Regions from separate parts of the Mus musculus genome. Here region 2 is linked to region 1. Evidence: chromatin loops called from intact Hi-C (ENCODE). Cell type or tissue: heart. All regions are shown on one strand. Links, peaks and the distances in the headings refer to the core of each region. The heading gives the core; the rest is flanking DNA.

Evidence for each region. Peaks named below come from ENCODE experiments on the same cell type or tissue, not always from the same donor. Only the 100,000 strongest peaks of a DNase experiment are listed, where the experiment ranks them.
Region 2: a loop joins it to region 1, with 2.2 times the contacts of the local background. A loop is called at or near these places in 3 of 42 quality-filtered maps.

The regions. Positions count from the first base shown.
Region 1 is chr10:97,425,292-97,430,679 of GRCm38, forward strand. It overlaps Gm34114 (a long non-coding RNA gene), which reads right to left and starts at 3,292. Exons shown (of 4, transcript XR_380718.2): 1 at 3,050-3,292. In heart, for the core only: no CTCF peak of the experiment used is centred there; no DNase peak of the experiment used is centred there.
Region 2 is chr10:97,477,003-97,482,390 of GRCm38, forward strand. Dcn (decorin) reads left to right here and starts at 2,498. Exons shown (of 8, transcript NM_001190451.2): 1 at 2,498-2,787. In heart, for the core only: no CTCF peak of the experiment used is centred there; a DNase peak (open chromatin) is centred at 2,559; H3K4me3 peaks cover 970 bases.

The DNA.
Region 1 (5,388 bases), core at 88-5,087:
ACCTGCAGTAATAGTTAACTGACAAAAGTAAGTTCCATGACTTACAAAAGTTAGGATAAAGGATCTTGAAAGCCTCCACGGCAATAAGATGGCAGATATTTGAAGAAATATTTCTGATTTGGACAATATATTCAGTGAGGTCATAGACTCTGGAGGAGAATGTAATATTTCCACTTTCCAAAACTGGTGTTTTCTACTTGTATCCTAATATTTTTATACCCACCTATAAGTGTAGCTCACATCCATCATCAAAGAAGTTTCTTTTTGCAAGTGGTGGAGGCCATTACAGGTATTAACAACTGGTCAAATATAAACACTGACTAGCCATCAGTTGCTGTACCTTACTTGATAGTTCAAAAACACAAATCTCACCAATACTAGGTGAGAGATTGACAAACACAAACCCATAAAAAAAAATCCTAGTCCCAGGGAACATTTCAGAAACAAGGAACAAAAATGTTGTAAGAGCCAGAGGGCATTGTCCTTTGCTGTGACATTATACCTTTTATGTATGGCAGCCAAATTGTATCCTAGAAATATCAACAATATGGCCATCTTAGCAACACCTGCACAACAGTAACATTAGTTCCCATGCTTACATAGATTGGGAAAATATTACAAGGGCCCAGTCCTCCAGGTGAAGAGCTCCATGTGATGAATGAATGGCTGCCAAGAGGAAGAATCAGTCTTTTATCAGGCAAAGATCCCTGATAATCCACCTGATCCCAGATGGTTACCCCTCAACATGCATATATAGGAACAACATTAATGAACCCACAAGGCTGTATTTGTAAACGTGACGCAATAAGAGTTAAAGATTAAGAGGCCATTAATTTGATAGGGGATGGGGGAGAAATGGAAGGAGTTGGAGAGGGAAGGGTAAGATTTATATAACTATAAAACTTGTATGTTGTATTCTAAAGAGTTGAAAGATTAGTATGAAAAAGTGTGTAAGGATGGTTTAGTTACAGTTCTGGTACAGTGATTAAACACTGACAAAAAGCAACTAAGGAGAGAAATGCATTGTTTCTCACCCTTCCATGTCACAGTCTATAAATTTGGAAGTGATGGCAGCCTCTGGGATTGTGTTTTGCACATGGCTATTGTAGTTCTAATAGAGAGCAGTGACGGCAAGGGGCTTAGCTCAGCACTAGTCTTAGTGTGAGAAACTCCTTGACTTCCATTCCCAGTAATATTAAAAAAATGAAATGAAAAGAATGGCTAAATTTAAAGTTTAGATTTCCAACTAATACCAGGTGAGACATTACCAAATTCCAACACATGAAAAAAAAATCCAGTCTTGACCTGTTTTGGTATGATCTATTTGTTTAAAATAATAGGAATTTGTGTAACCACTTAATGGCTGAGAAAAACTAATAAAAGAACATTTTAGGGCATGTCAGTGTGTGACATTCAAATTCATGGAAGAGATACTTCAGATGCAATATAGTAGGTAAGCAGATATCTCTCTACTCTCTGGCTTTTCTTGTAGAATGAAAGGAGGAAAAAACAAGTTTGCCTTCTAATTTCACTTCAGATTCATTTTCATTCATAAAACAAAACAATCTCCAATTCTTTCTCATGATCATCCTCAAAGGGTAAATGAATCATGCTGATAGCTAGCAAGATAAACATCAGAAAAGCCTGACCTTTAGAAAAATACTTCAGCCAAGTATTTTTCTATTTCAATGAAGTTTGGCTGAAATAGGTTAGGAGGCAGCAAAGTGACATTCTGGCAACAAAAGCAATGTCATGTGGTCTGACAAACATTCTGCATATCAAGTTCTCAACAAAACATTAATTCTGTGTTTACAAAAAGAATGGATTCTGATCAGTCTGCACAGTGTTGGTACAGTAGTCAACTTCCTGAAGAGAAGAGCAATGGCTTAGGTTCTAAGATCAACAATTGACAAATGGTAACTCATGACACTGTAAAGCTTCTGTAAAGCAAAGGACAATGTCACGAGGACAAAATGACAGCCTACAGATTGAGAAAGGGTCTTTATAACCCTATACCTGACAGAGGAAATATATATATATATATCTCCAAGAATTTAGATGCCACCAACCCAAGTAACCCAACTAAAAATGGGGTAAAGTGCTAAACAGAATTCTCAACAGAGGAATCTCACATGGCTGAGAAACACTGAAAGAAATGTTTAAAGTTCTTAATCATCAAGGAAATGCAAATCAAAATGACCCTGAGATAACATTTATACCTGACAAAGTGGCTAAGATTAAAAAAAAAAAAAAAAAAAAAAAACTCAAGTGATACAACTTGCTGGAGTAAGGAGGACATTCCTCCATTGCTGGTGGGAGTGCATACTTACACAGCCACACGTTGTAAATCAATTTGGCAGGTCCACACAAAACTGGAAATAATTCTACCTCAAGGCCCATTTAAACAACTCCTGGATATAAACCAAAAGAGATGCTCCAACATCTCACAATGACACTTGCTCAACTATGTTCATAGCAGCTTTATTCATAATAACCCGACACTGGAAATAACAGATGTTCCTCAGCTGAAGATTGGATGGTGAAAATGTGGTATCTCTACACAATGGACTACTATTAAGCTATTAAAAGCAAAGAAACCACAAATCTTGCAGGCATGTGGATGGAATGAGAATGTCATCCTGAGTGAGGTATTCCAGACTCAAAACTACATTCATAGTATATACTTACTTATAAGTGGATATTAGCCATAAAACACAGGAAAACCATGCTACACTCCAGACATCAAAAGAAGCTAAACCAGAAGGAAGGTCCAATAGAGAATGCTTGACTCTCACTTGGGAGGGGAAATAAAATAATCATAGGAGACAGATGGAGGGAGGGATCAGGTAGGAGAGAGGATGGGAAAGGGAATGGAAAAGTTGGTTTAGGATCGGGTGTGGGGAGAGACAGGAGAGATGTCCAGAGGGCCAGCAGGATGAATGGAAATCTGCAGCTTGTGGGGTTGGGGTAGGGGCTGGGGTATCTTGAGGACTTGGTAGAGATCTGGGATAGGAGATGATATCAATGAAATCAATTGAGGTGATCTTACCTGAGACTCACAGCAGTAGGGATATGGATCCTGAAGAGATCACCTTCTGTGTCCTGGCAGGGACCCCAGTGGAGCGATGGGGACACCAACCCACCCAAAATACTTTTGACCCAAATTTTATCCTGTCTACAAGAAATTCAGGGATAGGGGATGGAGCAGAGAATGAGGGAATGGCTAAGCAATAATCAGCCCTAGTGGATATCTATCCCATGGGCAAGCACCAATCCATGACACTATTACTGATAACTCTGTTATGCTTGCAAACAGAAGCTTAGCATAGCTGTCATCTAAGAGGCTCCACCCAGCAGCTGACTCAGTCAGATGCAGAGACCCACAGCCAAACATTAGATAGAGCTTGGGGACTCTTATGGAAGAGTTAGGGAAAGGGTTGAGGTCCCTGAAGGGGTTACACATGTCACAGGAAGACCAACAAAGTCACCTAACCTGGAACCTTGTGGTCTCTCAGAGACTGAACCACCAACCAAAGAGCACCCAGAAGCTGGACCTAAGACCCCCACACATATATAGTAGATATGCAGCTTGGTTTTTATGTGGGTCCCCCAACAATAGAAGTGGGGGCTAACACAAAGCTGTTGAATATAATACCTAACTGGGTTGCCTTATCTCACTGGGAGAGGATGCACCTAGCCCTGCAAAGACTTTATGTGCCAAGGTGGGGGATACCTAGGGGATGCATCAGAGGAGAAGGGAAGGATGGAGTGAGCAGGCAGGCAACAATCGAGATTTAAATTGAATAAAAATTTAAAATATAAATAAAAAAGAAAGAACGTAGTGGTTCCATTTTTTCTATGACTAAGAGGATGTCTCCAAGGGGTCAGAAGAAGTTCAAATTAACCTTAACAAATGTGTTTTCCATATTTCATTGCCAGGATGGAGAGAAACAGAAGGTTAGAACTCAGTAAAATATTCTGATCTCACTTGGTGTTTCTGGACTTGCCTGAAGGAGGAGGAACCAAAAATCACACTGGGGAGGCTAATGGCTTTTTCCCTTTGTTTTTGCCAAAAGAAAGAAGTATTCCACAGACTTCTATGCCTAAGCTAACAACAAACTGAAACTTTCAATTTCTCCAGGTTCTCAACTCCTGGCAAATTTTTGTTTGTCCAGTTTTAAGACTCAAAAACTATTTGAGTCTTATTATTACTCAAATCAGAAATAAATAAGTGCAGATCATAGGACTAAGTAAAAATCAAAACTTCATATATCTATCATTTAGCATGAATTTTACTCCAGTAGAAATTATGACGAAAGTTGTATTTTATTGATATTTTAAATTAAAAATATTTTGCTGTTAAGAGGTACTTGATTGGTATTGGAATATTTAAATTATTTTGATTTTTCTAAAACTTCATCTTAAGTCACATGCAGACTGGGTATCAGTGGAAAACGGAGCTTGGGCAGTAAGGCTTTTGTATACTGCTAACACTTCTTGGTTAATTATCTATGCACTTATTTATTTTTAAAATAATTAATTCAAGCCAGGCATGGTGTCTCACACTTTTAATCCCAGCACTCAGGAGGCAGTCAGGCAGATTTCTGAGTTCGAGGCCCGCCTGGTCTACAGAGTGAGTTCCAGAACAGCCAGGGCTACACAGAGAAACCCTGTCTCAAACAAACAAACAAACAAACAAACAAATAAATAAAAATAATTAATTCACATTTATAGAAGGCATTATATTTTATGATTTTGATTAAACATAGTCTTTTTTAAGCAAATAGAATACACAGTACACCCAGACAATTACAATTAAAAATCGATTGCTAGTATAACCAGAAAGCTGTAGCCATAAAACCATTTTCTTTGTGTCTTGAGAATTTGAAAAATATTCCATACATCAATGGGAGGAGAGGTCCTTGGTCTTACGAAGGCTTGATAGATGCCCCATTGTAGGGGAATCGAGGGCAGGGAGGGGAGAGTGGGTGGATGGGTGGAGGAACACTCTCATAGAAGCAGGGGGAGGGAGGATGTGACAGGGTGTTTCTAGAAGAGAGGGAAACCTGGAAAGGGGATAGCATTTGAAATGTAAATGAAGAAAATATCTAAAAAAAAAATAAAAATTAAAAAATTTAAAAAAATATTAGGCAGCCAGGAGAATTTGTTTCTAAGCCCTGTAATTTTTCCCCCAAACTCCGTGGGGTCAAGACTAGGGCAAATTTGGTGTGCCTTATTCTGGGGTTCATAGAGTAAGCTAAGGTAGAGTTACACTCCTCAAACCTAAGGACAAATTCCTCAGAGTATACCCCTGCTCTCTCATTAAGGGACACACAATTGGATGAGTTTCTAACTTTTATTTTTAAATTTTTGTTAATATTTTTATTT
Region 2 (5,388 bases), core at 202-5,201, 52 kb after region 1:
TCACTCTTTACGTTACAGTGCAGACACTTGAGACCCATGGACGGTGTCCTGACTTTGCTTTTACTTAACTGTATATGACTGTGTGATGATCCTATGTTTTTGCACCTAAAAAAAAATGAAAAAAAAAGAACCATATACTTGATATAACACTTATATATAACAGCTGTTCATAAATGAAGCTTGATAAATGTGAAGAAACTTAAAAGTTGTCATTAAATTAAAAAAAAAACATTACATAGGGAAAGCATTTGTCTCTATATATCCTTAAACAAGGTTTACGAACTATTAAAACTTTTTAAATATTGGGTGATTACAATGATGATTAAAGTGCCTGTGTGTGAGTGTGTGTGTGTGTGTGTGTGTGTGTGTGTGTGTGTGTGTGTGTGAGTGTGTGTGTGTGTGTGTGTGTGTGTGTGTGTGTGTGTGTGTAATATGTGGTTGAGGCATTGACTCTTTACTTCCTCCTTTACCTGGCTTCCAGAGGTTCAACGCTGATTGACAGGCTAGGAGCTGTAAGTACCTTTGTCTTCTAAGCTGTCTCTTGGGTCCCGGTATTGAACTTGTGTGCAGTTTTGAAAATGAGAAGGCATCGTATCTTAGAGATTTAACAGTAACTCTTCCTGTGTGTGTGCTCATTCTCCTTATGATGAAGCACAGCTATGTAACCTGGATTCAGAATTAGAATCTCTGGGAGCTGCCTTGTGCTTTGGGTCTTACTTAGCTTCATGGGCAGGGAGAGGTCACTGGTTCTCAATTTTTATATTTTCAAAACAGGAGGAGCAACTCTTCTTGGCTAGTTCAATTGTAAACTATATAACACACCAGAAAATAATGGAAAGTAATATTTATGGCGCACTTATACTGAAAGTAAGTTGAAATAAATTTGTTCTATACATTGTCTGCTTTCAAGCTCCATCTAAGACTAACCACTGAGTTACGTTTTCTATGTATTCCACAGGTGCAGAGACTGAAGCTTGGGGAGGTTAGGGGAGTTGCTTTAATTCCTAAACCTGTCATCAAAGGGAAGAACCCAGATATGAACTTTAAACCTAACAGCCCCACCAGTAAAAATTCAAACTAATTTATATGCATCTTTTGTTTCCTCTTGCCAACTTTATTCTACTTTTCTTTCCTATTTCTTTGCTTTCATCTCCTGTCTTATTCTACATTAGGCAATGACTGCTGCCACAATTTGTCCTGACTCACTAGAGTGAAGTTCAGTGTTGCTAAGAAACAAATCATCGATTAAGAAAGACAATGACTATAGTAACTGTGTTAGAGGGACTATGTGTGTTTTCTGGGAGTGAGGCAATGAGCAAGGAGTTATCGCATGTCAGAAGAAACTTATAAATACAAGCAACATTCAGAGGAGAAAGTCAATTAGTGCCAGAAGAAAGGGCATGTTCCTTACACCAATGTCAGCGAACACTTGGACTCAACAGAATCACTCAGCATGCTTCGACTCTGCAAGAATGGAGTGTGTGGAGGGAGAGGTTAAAAGACAGGCAGTTAGACTTGGGAAAGAAGTCAAAATAAGTCTAGCTACATCCTCCCCCTCCCTCAGATTCCCTCTCAAGAATTTAATTCCTTCCAGCTCCATAAAAATAAAAAAATATTTCCTGTCAAAGCATGCACTTAGGTGGGTAAAGGAAGGATAGGGGGAATCTCCTCCTTTTTCATAGATGGTGGCTTCAAGTCCCCACCTGATCAGAGCCTGGAGGCCTGAGCAGAAAAATGCGAGTCAGAACCTGGGAAGGCAAACAGAGCAACCCACAGCATCCAGAGATGGAATTATAAAATCTCCAAAAACTTTCTTCACTGCCTGAATAAACATGTTACTCAATTTGCACTTTCTTCTCCTCCCCCTGCCTATTTACTGAAATTTAAAAAGAGCCACAGAAAGTCCTAATTACATAAGGGACCCATCTATAAAAATTATTATTTTTTTCTTTACTTACAAACTAAATCTTATTGTAATCAGTGTCTAGTTTCTATGTGTTTTATTCAACAACAGCAGCAAAGAATAGACAGTAAGGAAGTTTTTGAAGCCGTAGGTAATGAAAATAATAAACAACATATTTTCCAGATTAAATTCTGGCTTTGTCCCAGAACACCATAGAAATGCATTCAAAATGCACAGAGAACTCCAGAGCACTTGAACTTCAGAGCCCAGGAGTAATTCTATGGAAGTCTAATTAGTCTTCTCTGCAGACCACATTTAAAAAAGCTTTAGGATTAATGCCATTCCATTTTCCAGACCCACACATCTCCAAAGCAAGGGGGAAAAAAGTCATTTCAGAAGGATAATAAATACTACTTACAAACAAGACTGGAAAGGGTGGAGACTGGAATGGGGTTGGGGGTGGGGAGACAAATTCTTCAGTTACAATCTTTTAGAAAAAAAAAAAAAAGACAAATTTCAAATCAAGTTGCTCCACTAGACTACAAAAGCAGTTTGGAATGCTGGGCGGATGCAAAGGGATAAAGCAAATGTGGAGGGGGAGGGAGAAGGGGGCCGATAAAGTTTCTGGCTACAATACAAGAGACGTATCATTACCATATGATCTAATGTGGGTGTCAGCTGGATGCGCTCACGCAGTGAAACCTTAGTTCTTAACTGTGCTATGGAGTAGAAGCAGGAGGTTTTCAACCCAGTGACAGTCACAGGGCAGCACCACCCCCTCCTCCTTCTTTCCACACCTGCAAACCCTTTTGCCTGGGCTGCATAGTTAGTGTTAATTACATCGCAGCTTTGAGGGCTCCTGTGGCAAATACCCGGATTAAAAGGTATGGCTTTCAATAATTGTCCTGAACTCTGCTACAGGCTAATAAAGCTTCTGTCAAGTGGAGGGCAGAAGAAAATATCTGGTGAGAAAAAGGAACGAGAAGGAAGCTGTGCTAAACTTTTAGTAATCTTTAGACAACGTTAGAAATGAATTGCTTGAAAACAGAAGTTAAGTACTCGGTAAAACAAACAAACAAAAAGGCAAAACTGTTTGAATGCATTGGTTTTGTGCTCTTGCTTCTGTTCTTGCAAATATGCTTATTAAAAACTTGTAACCTAACACCATGACTTGTCTATATTGGTAGTTTTGTGTTTGTACTGATGAAATGCTTTGCTCTTTATAAACTGTCAGCAGAAAAGCATTCGTAACTAGCATATTGCTTGTGCCTAAATTAGGTATTTAAGGGTTTCTTCTCGTGCTGTGTTCTTGCATACTTCACAATCTTTAAAACATCAGCAAGACAAGTCTCTGGCTGTAGAAATATAATGCCTACTTCTGCAACACCAGAAATGAATAGGAATTATTACCAGAAAGGTGAAAAGGAACACAGGAAATATTTATGATGTTAAAGATCTGAGATAATACAGCTGCAGAGCTCTTTGGTTATAAATGTTTCTGTCAATATTTTCGATGCAAATTAACCTTTCTTATGAGGTGCATTCACTATGAGGTGAGGGTGGGGGTTGATTCTCATTTTAACTTAAAGCAGAGTAAGCAGAGGACCACTGGTTACGTGTGCCCCAGTGTGTGACTCCAGTGATCTCTGTGCCTGTGGCTTTTTCTTCCTGCAGCTGCTTATTTTAGCAGACCTCTCCAAAAGAAACATAGGTTTTATTGTAGTTCTTGTTTGTGGACAAATGTATTTTTATTGCTTGTATTTTAATTATTCCTATTGTTACTGAAGTTTTAAATTCACCTTAAAATGAGGGATTTACAGATTCACTTCATACATACGTGTTAAGTTTTAACTCTGAAACACCTAACAACAGTATAAGTATGTTTATACAAAAGTTAACCTGGATGAAATAGCTAAGTAAATAAAGAAAGATTGTTTTGGGGCCAGACAGATTACTTTTGGTGAGACATTTCGGAACTTAAACAACTCTTTTTAGTGGAAAAATGGCTTTACAAATATTTGAGAGGAACAGTTTCTACAAGATATAGTGTTGCTTCAGTCACAACCTGTTCGTTTGTAAATTGTTTTTTGTTGTTCTAGTTGCCATTTATAACAAAAGGAAAAAAAAACAAACAAACAAAAAAACAAAACAAACAAACAAAAAAAAAAACACTGAAGAAATGTTGAGGACCAGTGACTCTTAAGATTTCTCTTAAGTTAATTGCTCTAAACACGCTGGATCTTTGAGTAGTATAAAAAATATTTTAAAAGAAATTTCATGGGAGAACTGGAAGAAAATTTATAAGCATTTTTTTAGGATAACAGAGTTCAAAAACATGCATATATGCATGCACACTTGCACATATACACACATACACACATGAGAGAGAAAGAGAGAGAGAGAGGGTATTAATGAAGTGGTATGCAGTCTGGCTGTATCAGGCTTTAGTCTAAAGGAAGATTGAGCAGAGAATTTGTCCTATTTTAACAAGGTAAACACATATAAAGAAAGATGGTGTTCCTCAGAGCCTGGGCTCAACATTTCCTTTTTAGGGTTGATAGGGAAGTCACCAGGCATGTCTGCTTTGGAGCGTAGATGACAAAGAGACATCTCCAGAAATGCTCCTTATTCTTATTAAATCTGAGATTACGTTGTTTCATTTCTTTTCTTCTCCTAAAATTACAAGGCATTAAATATGCAAGTCCAGCAAACTTGTGGTAAACCATAAACATTCTATTTTAATGTGAAGCAGTCTTCTCCTTTACTGCAATCCAAATAAACATCCCTAAACAATAACCTCCCTTTAAGAGCAGCTGAGTGGGATTGGGTTACTAGAGGACACTTGCCCTTGAACTTGGGGAGGTTGGATGAATCACAATCTTTATGATTTTTTTTTAAATTGAGAAATCACAATTATGTATGGAGTATTCTGTTTTAGACATACTGCAGTATTAGATGTAAATTAAAAATGAATGTGTGGAGTTTTTTTTTTTTTTAACTTGTGTGTGTGTGTATTTCCTAGTGTTTTTGGAAAAAGCTTCAAGGCTATACATTCTGTGTATTGTTATATGGAAACATAGTAGCGAGTAAATCCAACATATTTGCAGAGATGCAGCTCTTCTTGAGATCACGAGTCTGAAAGTGATGCCTTCAATGGTTGAGGATGACTTCTAAGAGCTGAAGAGGGATCTTAAGCCATGTCCGTTCAAAAAATAGGTGGCTTGATCTCTTTTGATTGTTCATTTTGAGTTATCTTTAATTAATATCCAAATAACTAGAAATTTGCTGTGAATATACAATTTGGGCTCTAAGACATCAGACTTGTTTGGTTTCTTGGAGCCAGCAGAATGCACTGTGTTATTAATAAACTGATGGTAGCTGAGTCACTTGTGTTCAAAATATTGTGCAAGGCATGGGTGAAGAACAAGGAATACTAAGGCACGCCCTGAGGGAGAACATCCACTAATGTTGGGGTAAACACAGAA